Linked DNA regions of Homo sapiens: region 2 is linked to region 1. Evidence: chromatin contacts called from ENCODE POLR2A ChIA-PET data. All regions are on one chromosome and are shown on one strand. The core of a region is the stretch at or near the end of the contact, and the rest is flanking DNA. Distances in the headings are between cores, read along the strand shown. Region 1 holds the start of ZBED5-AS1 (ZBED5 antisense RNA 1). Region 2 has its middle 55 kb from the start of BMAL1.

What was found. ChIA-PET counts read pairs that join two places held with the same protein, here RNA polymerase II (POLR2A).
Region 2: POLR2A ChIA-PET joins it to region 1 with 15 read pairs in BJ. The contact joins the enhancer-like site here to the promoter of ZBED5-AS1 in region 1. POLR2A ChIA-PET finds 5 or more read pairs at or near these places in 2 of 52 experiments (BJ and PC-3).

Annotation. Positions count from the first base shown.
Region 1 is chr11:10,853,941-10,860,643 of GRCh38, reverse strand. It overlaps ZBED5-AS1 (ZBED5 antisense RNA 1), which reads right to left and starts at 2,427. Exons shown (of 3, transcript NR_034137.1): 1 at 2,278-2,427. ZBED5 (zinc finger BED-type containing 5) reads left to right here and starts at 2,591. Exons shown (of 3, transcript NM_001143667.2): 1 at 2,591-2,782; 2 at 4,387-4,500; 3 at 5,558-6,703. The coding sequence starts at 5,699. RefSeq lists enhancers at 1,119-1,754, 2,156-2,245, 1,755-2,392, 2,546-2,925.
Region 2 is chr11:13,219,595-13,226,137 of GRCh38, reverse strand. No RefSeq gene overlaps it. Among named protein-coding and RNA genes, the nearest start is that of BMAL1, 55 kb to the left of the region's middle. Within about 2 kb of position 3,642, at least 3 of the 41 ENCODE cell types and tissues checked have a DNase peak (open chromatin) inside an H3K27ac peak, as active enhancers do.

The sequences.
Region 1 (6,703 bases), core at 1,178-3,677:
AACAGAGTGAGACCCTGACTCAAAAAAACAAAAACAAAAACAAAAAAAGCGTATACAATAGCTCCCCGGCCTACATTATGTATTCAATAAATGCTAGCTATGTATTACTGGTCTGAGTTCTACATTGTCTGTATTTTTTCTTATCTGTCCCATCAACATTCTGTAATAATTTGACAAAACGATTACAAAAAAAGTTAAGTTTCATGAACTTTAATTATGAGACACTTCAGATTTGGGGCCCTATATTAATCCATTCTCACACTGCTATAAAGAAATACCGAGACTGGGTAATTTATAAAGGAAAGAGGTTTAATTGACTCAGCTGCACATGCCTGGGCGGCCTCACAAAATTTTCCAATCATGGAGGAAGGGGAAGCAGGCACGTCTTACAGGGCAGGTCTTACATGACGGCAGGTGAGAGAGAGCATGTGAGACCACAGGAAAAACTACCATTTATAAAACCATCAGATCGTGTGAGAATTCACTTAACTATCAGAACAGCATGGGAGAAAACGTCCTCATAATCCAATCACTTTAATCCTTCCATACGTGGGGATTAAAATTCGATATAAGATTTGGGTAGGGACACAGAGTCAAATCATATCAGGACCTAATTCCTAAACTTTAGATGTACTTATTTAAACACTATTCTGCCTAACAGTTTAATATTTTGGGTTTTCCCTCTTCATGAAGATGTAAACAAGATGTGTAAAGATTGGTTTGGGAGCCCATGGCAAGGACAGGAAAATCAAACACATGTTCTCACTCATAGGTGGGAATAGAACAATGAGAACACCTGGACACAGGGTGGGGAACATCACACACCAGGGCCTGTCGTGGGGTGGGGGGAGGGGGGAGGGATAGCCCTAGGAGATATACCTAATGTAAATGACGAGTTAACGAGTGCAGCACACCAACATGGCACATGTATACATATGTAACAAACCTGCAAGTTGTGCACCCTAGAACTTAAAGTATAATAATAAAAAAAATAAAAAATAAAAAAAGATTGGTTTGGGAGCACATATGTAAAAGGTTTTTCTAAAATATGAAACACGAAAATATATTATTCCAATATTATTCTGAAGCCAGACAACTCCCGCAATGACAAAATCCCTTGCTCTTCAAGCGCGACTGTACCCCCTTCCCAAAAACGATTTATGCATTTATGGTTAAAGTTCAAATGAAGCTGATTTAATAGAAATAATTTAAAAATAATAATGAGAATATATGGACAGCTTACTATAGGGTGAGATGATGTTGTAATTGACTTTAAAACATTTGGAACTAAATGTCAGTCCTAGGAAATTATGCACTCCTGTAAATTGTGCTATTAAGGGTTAGGTTTCTTTCAACACTTTAGATATTTGATCAGAAGCATATTTAAGAAAAACGAAAGCTGCCCTTGCTTTTGACCCCAAGTTGAGAATTTTCTATCATTGGTGCAGTGCCTGAAAATACGATCCAATCTTCATTTAGTCATTTGTACGGAGTCTGGAAAGGCTAAAACATTGCAAATAATAGGACCTACTCGTACTTTCCCCGCTTAAGAAGCGTATCTATTTCAAGGTGCCTATTTGGAAAAACAGACTCCAGGTCTCCACCACAGAACTTAACACAAAATGAAAGCACACAACCCGCAGCCTTTGGCTGTGGTGTTTTTGAAAACAAGGAAGGGCACAGAACCATGGCTTAAAATACCCGAAAGCTGCAGCCCACAAAAAGAGTATTTCAGGGCGGGTTGGCCGTTCCCTGCAGGCAAACGTTCGGTGCAGGCGGCCGGGCGTTCCTGCGGGGAGGGCGCCACTGTGATGCAAAGACATCAAGCGGACTTTCAGCTTGCCCGTGGACGCTGCGGTGCCGCTTTCCCTATCCAGTCCTGTTCCCGCGGCTCCCCAGCCTACCCCGGGCCGACCAAGAGGTCCGGCGGGGTCTGCGCCGCATCAGCGCCCGCTCGTCAGGCCTAGCCCTCCGCACAGCCAAGGCCGACCAGACCTCTAGACACTCCGTCGTCGGGTGTGGGGCGGAGAAGTAAAGGGCGAGTTTTCTTCCTAGATTCCAGTGGGAACCAAGAAAAGGAGTTGGCAGCTGTGTAAACTGGACCTGGGGTGCGGCCTCCGGGAACAAAAGAGGTGATAAATGCACAGCAGCCGAGGTTCTGCGTGCTCCTTTGGGGCCACTACGAATCCCCGTGAATCACCCCAGCCCGGGCAGAGGGCCAGAAATGATGAAAATGCAGATTCATGGCTTCCACTCCAGCCCTACAAGATCACCAACCGTATCTGGCAGTACCCAGGAATCTGCATTCTCGACAAGCGTCCGCGCCGACGGGGCTAGTGAAGTTTGAGAACAATTGCTTCCTACCCAGCCGCTCCGCTATCACCTAGGTAGCACGGCCGCTGCGGCTGAGGCTGTGACTGCGGCTGCGGCTGGGCCGCGCCTCAACCGAGCTTGGTCCTTTCCTTTGGTCCCGCCCCGCTGCTCAGCGCGGATTGGTGGCGGGACGCAAATCTGGCGCTGATTGGGCGGCGGCAGAGTCGCTCGTGAAGATTGTAGGGTTCGGGTGCTCTAGAGTGCTAAATTTATCTTCAGACCGGCGACCGCGCCAGCCGCGAATCGGATCTCTATGGAGATGGCCTAGGCGATATCCCTGAGCTGAGAGCATCACCCTGTCCCCGAATCCTTCTTTCCTCTCTGTTTTGTTTTTCATTCCCCTCCCTCTCTCCCCTCCCCCTCCAGTCCACGACGACTGGCTGTTGACCCTGTTCAGGCCTCGGTGAAGGTGAGAAGCAGAGCCGCCGCCGCGGCTAAGCGGTGCGCTCTGAAATGGCCGCTTCCTGGAACTGCCTAAGATGGCGGTCGCGGGCTCTGCTGTGGACCGCGGCGCTGCTGTGCAGCCCAGCCGCGGCAAAATCCGTTCTCTCCATCGCTGATGGAGATGAAATAGAGAGATGGTGTTGGGTGCTGAGACGTTTTCATGTGGTCGTTAGCGCAGGCGGCCGCCCGGGGACGCGAGAGAAGACCTGAGGCGAGGGTGGGCTGCGACTGGTAGGGAGCCCCCCAGTCGTGGCAATCTGTGGGCAGCGCGCACCTGTGACAGGGAGGAGCTGAGGGATAGTTGGCCCTGGCTGCACATCCAGGTGACCGTTTAAAAAAGCATTTAGGTGTTGGAAGGAGCATCTGTTCCCACCTTTTTGGCTGGCCTGCACTCAGATCCTGTCCTCCTGACCCTGAGGGTATTGTTCCCAGCCGGAACCGCCCGAAGATAGGGGAGAAAGGATTGTGATACTTGTCAGTTTAACCGGAAGGAGACTAAAGACGGAAGTTTTCCCCGCTCTTCAGGGAGTGGAAAGGAAACTTTACTCTCAAAGGAGTCCAGATTCTTTGTCCTCGAGAAATTCGGGGAAACACCTTCGAAGAGGTGGGGTTGAGGACCTTCTTTCTGAAAACAAAAGCTTCCTACTCTTCTGTGTCCTCTGGCAACGAGAGGGATCCTGATCTTTTACGTGAACCAGCAGCTCCACAGAGTTCTCCGTTGCAAAATCCAAAAGGAGACTGTGGAAGGAGAATCTGCTTTTTTGCTCCCAATAAGAAGCAGGGCTTTATGCTGTTGCTAGTATGAGACCCTCGACTTTCTGGCAGTTATAATCCATTGTTCATCCGTTTCGCTGCATAACCCAACTCCTAGTAACGAGATTTTTTAGTAGTTGGGGAATTAAAAGTATTCAGGAACACCCAAGTAATGGCTAGACACATGGGCTATGCAGTCAAACTTTTTGGGCTCTGAACTTGGTTTTTCACTTACAAGAGGTGTTAGCGAGATGTGTTAACCTGTGTCTGTTTATCTCTAAAGTGGGGTTATTAATAATCCTTGTGTCTTCATAGATGAGATAATCTATATGAGGGATTTAGCAGTAATTGGCATACAGTAAACAATCATCAGTCATTAGACATTGTTTACCTGAGGAGATTGGTCACTGGGGGGCTAAAAATGATTGTAGTGAAAGAACTGCTTCATGTAATAGTTCTATGTATAATTCCATTTTAGATTCAAGACCTAGTTTTAGAGACATTGATGAGGTTGTACTTTTAAAAATTAGGCTTAGTTTCAAGTTCTAGAAAGTGTGGTGGTGGTGTTGTTTTAACATGTTTCTATGAAGTCAGTAGGTGGGGGAACATCTCAAAGCATCTAAATTGCCAAGATATTGAACAGGATGAAAATGTTAGAATTTTTACTATGCTAGGCGTCTTCTCTTTCAGTCCAAGATCTGCATTGCAGTAAAGAATCATTTTCACTGCTTAGATCCAGAAAGAATAAACCCATCTTACGGGTTTATAGTTAGTTCTGCTTGTTACTGTATCTAATTTTAATTTTTCTCATTCTAGGCTTTTGGTTACTCCCCTTCCCACCCCATCCCTTAATTTTATTCTTTTGAAGAGTGCATTTCAAGCTGCCAAGGTGGAGAGAGGGATTACAGAAAGGAGAACACCTTATTTCAGGTATCTTATCCTCTACCCCTTAATAGGAGAACCATTTTGACTCAAGATCTAACATGAGAATACAAAACTTACTCTATAGCCAGGTTATAAAGTTTAAATCAAAAGTAGCTATATTTGGACAGACATAATTTGTATGCCTTGATTTATAGAGTTAATAGTATTCTTTAGCAATCCTTAGATTGCATTATCCTTTTAATTTTGATTTGTTTTATTATATGAGAAATAAACCTCTTAAATGAGAGTTTATTTTTTTTTTTTAGGTCCTGGTTAAGTCGTCACCTGTTGTATAAATAGAATGCAGAGTTATCTGTAAAAATATACATTACTTTCATTGAGTCTTAATTTGGATAATATAAACGTTTATATAATTTAAGTCCAGAGAAACAGTACCTAACTTTTGATATACAATTTATTCTTCATTGTTAACGCATAACATTTAGGATACAGTAGAATTATGTATCTCGCAAAACTTGGAACTGTGTGTGTGTTTAATTCACTTCTTCAGAATTGTTGCTAGCCCTGAAGGGACTTCAGATATATAATAGTATCAACAACTAATACATCTAATGACAGTAGGCATCAAAAGCTAAAAGAGATTTCACAATACTACATACCATGAGACAGGGCTGATAAATTATGGCCCATGCTGTCTGGTTTTGTACGTAAAGTTTTATTGGAACACACCTGTGTCCATTCTTTCATGTATTGTCTATGGCTGCTGTCATGTTACAACTACAGAGTTGAGTAGTTGCAACAGAGACTATATGGCCCTTGACCAAAAAAAGCCTGCCAACCCCTGCCATGGGACATATTCTTCAGGGTCCCTTTCTTAAAAATATGTATAACAACTCTTAATAATTTATTGGCTCAGTGATTCCCAAATTATGTTTTATAGAATATTAATATTCTCTAAGTTAATAAATGTTTTGAGAAAATGATTGATGCTAATATTGGTTTTTCTTTATGGTTGATTTTAATATGTTTATTTAAATATGAGATTAAGACTGCTAAACTCATTTCTATAGCTTTTATTTTTATGTGATAATCTACCTTTAAGAAAAGGTGTACCATACCTGAGAGCACCAGGAAGTCGCATGAGAGATCACCTGATACATGAACGTATGATGTTCCATCTGCGCATTGATGAATAGGCAGCATTTACAAATTAACTGATGTGTTGCTGTATATCATCTCTTTGATGATTGCTCCTCTTCTTTGTATCCTGTCTTATAATTTCAACACATTTGCGATACTCAATGTCTATTCTAAATTAACCATGTTTTGTACCACAAACTCATTGCCCATGGATCTGTTGCTGAAACAAGGAAGTCTTAAACAAGAAGTGGAATCTTTCTGTTATCAGATTGTGTCTGAATCAAATGATCAGAAGGTTGGAATATTACAAAGTGAAGATAAGCAGTTGCAACCTTCAGTTTCTAAAAAATCAGAAGGTGAGCTTTCCAGGGTCAAATTTATATCCAATTCCAACAAAATAACATTTAGTAAAAAACCAAAAAGAAGAAAATATGATGAAAGTTATTTGTCTTTTGGATTTACTTACTTCGGAAATAGAGATGCACCTCATGCTCAGTGTGTATTATGTAAGAAAATTTTATCAAATAGCTCTTTAGCCCCTAGTAAGCTTCGAAGACATTTGGAAACTAAACATGCTGCATATAAAGACAAAGACATAAGCTTTTTCAAGCAACATCTCGATTCACCTGAAAATAATAAACCCCCAACACCTAAAATTGTGAATACAGATAATGAAAGTGCTACAGAAGCATCATACAATGTAAGTTACCATATAGCGCTGAGTGGAGAGGCTCATACTATTGGAGAATTGCTTATCAAACCTTGTGCAAAAGATGTAGTGATGCGGATGTTTGATGAACAATATAGTAAAAAAATAGATGCAGTACAGCTATCAAACAGTACTGTTGCACGTCGAATTAAGGATCTAGCTGCTGACATTGAAGAAGAGCTTGTTTGTAGACTGAAAATTTGCGATGGGTTTTCACTGCAACTAGATGAATCAGCTGATGTTTCAGGACTTGCTGTGCTGCTTGTGTTTGTTCGTTATAGGTTTAATAAGTCTATTGAGGAAGACCTACTCCTGTGTGAATCTTTGCAAAGTAATGCTACCGGTGAAGAAATATTCAACTGTATCAACAGTTTTATGCAGAAACATGAAATTGAATGG
Region 2 (6,543 bases), core at 2,393-4,892, 2.4 Mb before region 1:
AGTGGCATCTAAACTGGCAGAGGAAGGATGAATAGGCATTAATCAGACCAAGCTAGAAGACTGGAGAAGAGGGGAAGGATGTCCCATGGGAGAGGAAGCATGGTGGAGAAAGAAGAGGGGCATGGAGGGAGCTGAAAGAAGTGGTGGGAACATAAATTGCAAGGCAGTAAGGGCCATATGATGAAGTTAGGGCAGTAGAGCAGGACCCCAAACATGAATGGCCCTGTGGGCGTGAGGCTGGAGGTTTGGAGGACTGTTGGAGGTGGTAAGGAGGGAGGGATGTAGAGCAGCTGAGTTCTGAGAGCTATTTCGCTGCCCTTTCCCTTGTCCTCCACTAGGCTGAATATCTCCATCTATATTTCCACAACTATTGTATCCCACATGGTCAAAGTTAACTTAAATCCTCCCTACCAAAGCTTTCTTTTTCTTTACTATTTCAATTCATGATAGCACCACAGAGTCACTCAAAGTAGAAACCTTATATCGCAAATGACAAACAGGTTTACATTTGACTATCAACTCCGATTAATATGTAACAGTGGCCTGATGCTCTGTGTTGAGGAGGATTCGAAGGCCAAGTCATGCCTCAGAGAGAAGGAGTACATGGGTAATGAGCCTTGCAATGGGCAGGGGAAGGAGGCTGGGGACACTAGGGCTGTGTGTTTGTTAGTCGAGAGTTAGAGTTACCTAGACTTTTTTTCTTTTTCGTTTCACATGCAGTAGATCCCAGAGTCCATTTCTCTCATTCTGACTTCTTTCTCTCCATCTCTACTCTCCTTCTTAGTTCTGGTCTCTTTGTCTTTCAGTCGATCTCTATCACCAGGTTCCTAAGTGGGCTCCCCGCCTTAGGGCTCTTTCAGCTCTAATCTGTCTTGCCTATAGCCACAGGGCAATTTCTCCAAGCATAGTCTTACATCACTGAAAATGCTCAGTGTTCCTGGAATTACTTTCAGTTCCCAATAGGCCATGCTTCTCCAGGCACCCCCACCCCAGCTTTTTAGCCTATGCTCTTTCTCCTGCCTAGTATACCCTTCTCGACAGCCCTGGCTCCACAGCCTCATCCTATAATGTGCTGATATGGCATTGCCTCTTCTGGAAGCTTTTTCTGCCTGGCAAGCTCCTCTCCTTCACCTTCCCAAAGCAGTGTAAGCGGCTTCTTCTTTCATGTGCTTCTGCGGCATTTTGTACATAAAACTATTACTTGTTACTTCACTGCATTTGCACTTATGCATGGTTCATTCATGTATTCATTTGACAGATATTTATTAAGCAGCTTCTATAGACCCGGGGCTGCAGATAGAGTGATAAACTAAACAAAATCCCTGATCTCAAGGAGGTTACATTCTTGTATGTGTGTGTACAGACAATATGAAAATAAACAAATACATAATTTAATATCAGACGAAAAAGAAAACAAAGGTTGAGAGAAAATGGGGTGCTGTTTTAACTAGGGTGGACATGAAGGATATTTTTAATCGAGTGACATTTGAGCAGAGATTTGAATGAAGTGTCAGTAAGCCAAACTGACATTTGGGGAAGAGAGTTGCAAGCAGAGGCAATGGTGTGCAAATGTCCTGAGGCACTTATGAGGGATGTATGAGGAATAGCAGGAAGCAACTCTGGAGATGACTGAGTGAAAGGGAATGTGTCAGAGCTCAGGTCAGAGAAGGAGAAGAGATGGGACATAGCACATTGGTCCTTTGGAACATAAAGGTGTTTGGAATTTAACCTTTGTAAGCAGGAAAGCATTTGATGCATTTTGAGCAGAGGAGTGAAATAATCTGCTTCATCCTTGAAAAGGCTTGGGCTGGCTTCTGTAGTGTCGAAAATACATTGCAGGGACAAGGGCAGAAGTAATACTCAAGGCTGAGATGATAGTGCGGACCAGGGTGGTAGTGGTGGTGGTGGTGAGGCGATAATAAATTTGCAATATATTTTCAAGATAGAGCCAATAGGATCTCCTGACAGATTGGATGTGGAGAGAAAGAGAGAATCAGTCAATCAAGGGGACTGCAAGAAACTGCATCTTAACGATTCATTCATATGTCCGTATCTCCTTGTAGACCAATAATTCTTAGCCTACTGCTTCCTAACCCCATTTGTCTTATACTCTGGATGCCTTTGAAAATATGATAAGAGCTATGAAATTTTCTCCCTGAAAAAATTCACTGTCTGTATATATATATATACACATATATATACATATATATGTGTATATATGTATAATATGTATACAGATGGGGTGTGTGTGTGTGCGTGCATGTGTGCATGCGTGTGTGTGCATGTATATACACACAAAATTTTGTCTTATAATTTCAGGGGTCACAGACCCTCTGAATCCTATTCACAAATCCTGGAGTCAATGTCCCTGCCCCAACCCTTGAGCTCCTTGAGAGCCAGCCATGCCATATTCATCTTCATTTCCGTAGCAGAGTAACCTGACTACAGTCACTGCTCAGTAAATGTCCTGAAATGAATGAGTGAAAAACAGCTGCTTCTTTATTTTAACTCTTGATTCGTCCTGGCAAAAAAGAAGCATGTCCTATTTATACCCCGACTAGTAACTGGGGCTATCATTGCAATGCAGTAATAAGCAAACCAAACCAATAAACAAAAGCTGGAGAAGGGGGAGCAGGAAAAAGGAGGCAAGAGAATTAAGGCAGAAAAGCATTTTAAAAAGCCTGTTCAGTTCAAAATGCGTTGGCAGAAATACACAGGGAGAAAAACATATGAGTAAAAGATGTAATCGTTTTACTGGTAACATTGGGACGTTTTCCACCTCAGCTGCAGGCAGAGGGAGTGGCTTGTTTCGAGGTTCCAGGGTCTTGGTTTGCAGCCAAGCCCTAGGGCAGGTACTCAGAGGGAGGAGAAGTGAGAGCTTCATTCTAAGCATCCTAAACTCAGGGGAGCATCCTCAGTTCACAGCCTTCCTGGGATGGGGGTGGGAGCATTAGAGAAAGGCCTGATGGAAAGGTCTGATAGAACCGAGGACCAAAGCACAAGCCTGTCACCTAAACCCTGAAACAGTGCAGTTTGAAATGATCACGCTGGCTCCTGGGAGCCTGAAAATTAACCTGGTTGTGAGGACAAATTGATCATACAAGCAAGTAGCTTTCTAGAGGGTGCCAAGAGGATATTGTCTAGATGATGGCCTTTCTCCTTGTGAATTTAACAGGAGGCTTATTTAGAAGTTGAAGAAATACAGGAGGAAGTCTCCATCTTCTTTTAACTCCAACGGAGTTAGAAACCATAAAAATAAAGTAAACTGAAAGCAACCTGAATCGCACAAATTCAGTTGGTTGTAATAGACTCTGCCCATTTTTTACAGTTGATAATTCAAATTTAGCAGACATTTATTAAGTCTGGCCCTGCCCTGTGCCATATTTGCTTTAACTCTGATAGTGACCCACTAAGTTGGTATTATTCCTCTTCTCCTTTCAGGCGAAGGATCTAGTGCTTGGAGAAGTATACGCTGCTAGAAAGCAATAGTGAGAACCAGGCCCAGACAGGGCTGACTCCAAGTCCCTACTCTGTCATTCACTAGGCTGCTTTTTTCATGGTCTACATGCTCATCCAAAAGAAAAACAATTAGCCCTCTTTTGTTCTGTGAGTCAGAGGGGAGGTTGGAAAAGTCTGTCTGCTCACCCTTCCTTCCAGGTAACACATCACAGGGAAGAATGCTATGGGAGGCCCAGCTCTGGGGGAGAGCCAGGCCTGGGTAGGCAGTTGCCAGGGAACTGGGCTCCGTCGTCCTGGGTTCTGTTGCTGGTGTCTCTTTGCATCTTGTTTGACAGCTCCTGCCTGAGAAGCCAGCTTGGAATGTGTTCCAAGCTGAAATTTCAGGAGAAAAAATGTTCCCTGTCTTACCCTTTTCTGGGACAAGGTGGCTGGCCAGGTGCAGATATATAGCAATCAGAACAGATTAGGTTCAGATCTTGTTCATTTTCCTACCTATGCCCAGGAGCCTGGGGGTTGGTTATCATTTTGGTCTTTGTTTTCAGGCATTTTTGTTTTGCCTCAAAGTGTGAAAAGGCCATGCACTCTCTTATGATCTGCAGCAAATAGCAAGACAATGTGGCAGGGGCACTGGGGAGAGAAGGCGGCCTGTGTCTCTAATATGTCTCTTCTGAGCTTCTTACGGTAGAGACAGCAGAACTCCCAGTCAGGGAAAAAAAATCTTAAGAGGCTCTTGATAGGAAATATGCTGCCACTTGTCATCTACCCAATGGCTCCTAATCCTCTTTCGTGAGCTGAAATCCCCTTGAATTGGATTATAACATTCCTCTTGGTAGAAGGCACTTCGCTTGAAAATGCAAAGCCCTTGATAGTGAAAGAAAAACAAACACTAATTTGAAATTTTTTTTGCCTTAGGAAAGAAGATATGGGTAGGAGCCTTGAAGAAGCCCTGCTCCTGCCTTTTGAACCCTCAGTTCCCTGATGTGCAGCATGCACTGAGGTCTCAAGACAGAAGGCATCCCTCCCTCCGCCAGCTTCAAGTCAATTGACATTTGCATGGGTGATGCTTACTTTCACTTGTTAAAAAAAACAGTATTTTAGGCCAGGCGCAGTGGCTCACGCCTGTAATCCCAGCACTTTGGGAGGCCGAGGTGGGCGGATCACCTGAGGTCCGGAGTTCGAGACCAGCCTGACCAACATGGTGAAACCTCGTCTCTACTAAAAATACAAAATTAGCCAGTTGTGGTGGCACATGCCTGTAATCTCAGCTACTCGGGAGGCTGAGGCAGGAGAATCACCTGAACCTTGGAGGCGGAGGCTGCAGTGAGCCGAGATCACGCCATTGCACTCCAGCCTGGGCAACAAGAGAAAAACTCCATCTCAACAACAATAACAACAACAACTATACACACACACACACACACACACACACACACACATATGTGCATATATATATGCACATATATACATATTAAACACTCAACAATGGGAAAAGAAAATCTTGTTTAGAAACCAAAGAAACCTTTTAGAAGACCTATTAATTACGTCAAAGCTTCCCTCCATACAGGGATAAATGCTTGTAACTGGCTCAAGTTTATAACCTGAAATTGGGTTGACAAGTGTCAGACAATGAGGCCAGGTGCAGTGGCTCATGCCTGTAATCCCAGCACTCTGGGAGACTGAGGCAGGAGGATTGCTTGAGCTTAGGAGTTCAAGACCAGCATGGGCAATATAGTGAGACCTCATCTCTACCAAAAATAAAACAAATTAGCCAGGTGCGGTCCCAGCTACTCAGGAGGCTAAGATGGATAGCTTGAGCTCAGGAGTTGCAGGCTGCAGTGAGCTGTGATTGCACCACTGCACTCCAGCCTGGATGACAGAGCAAGACCTTGTCTCAAAAAAAAAAAAAAAAAAAAAAAAAAGATGATGACAAATGTCAGACTGTGACTTGGGGAGGAGAAGGGAGATAAACTGGCAACTATAAAAGATTGGTGAACAGAGGGAGGGCCATTGCTAGAAGCACATTTTCTTGCTGATTGCAACTCAGATTTCTCTCTTACAGACCACAGCATTTTTTCCTAGATCCACATCCCACCTCTGGCCTGTTCTCTTGTCTTCACTTACCTGATCCTGCACCCTCTCTTGCCCCTTGGCTTGGCAGTCATGTACCTTGGTTTTCTGAATGCTGCTCCAGGGGCAGAGGTGGGCCCTGGGGCTTTGCTATGTTTGGGGGTGGGGAAAGGGGCCTGGGAAGAGCCAGGCCTTGGTGAGGAGCAGAAAGGGGCCCCTTATCAGCACCAGGACAAGCACTGGGGCACGGCCTGTGGGATGCGATTAAAGATCTTGGCTCTCAACGGTGCTGAGAGTCACTTCTGTTTAATCACTTTGTGCTTAATATTGTGCAGGGTTTAGAAAGGTCTGGCAATTTCATGATTTCTTCAGTCCACTGTGGGAGGGCCTGTGAAAACTGTAGCAGCCTCCATACTCTTTGGAGTCTTTTGATCAGAAAGAAACAGAAATTGTGAACACCACAGAGCAAATGAGTGAAAGGGTCTTACTCCTAGCCTTACCCACGCTGCTTCCTGCCCTTGCCTTAGACCTCAAACCTGGCAAGGCTTCTTAGGTAAGGAGCTGAAATCACCAGCTCATGGTGACACAAATTGTTTTTGCCTTATCTGGGTTAGGATGAAACATTTTCTTCCTATTTCTCAAAAACTTAAAAGCCAAGCAAACGGGATTTCTAAACAAAGAGGGACTTCAAACAGAAGACTAGCTGTCATTACCGGTTTTCTTCTCCCAAAGCCTATCTGCAATTGCTGTCTGGGAAAAGTGGTAGACCTGCTTGAGGTGGCTAAGAAGCCATTATGTCTCTTCCCTACAAGGAGGAAAACCTTATATGGCAGAGCCAGCAGATTCTGGACTCTAGGTCGGGAAGATTCCCAAGTTGCCCACTCAGATGAGACAAAATAGATAAGGAATATAGGCTTTATCTCCGTTTTTCATTTACTTTTAAATTTCTTTCATATTTTATGAATGGGTAATCCATATGCATGATACAAAATTGGAAAGATCCCAAGAGTAGACAGT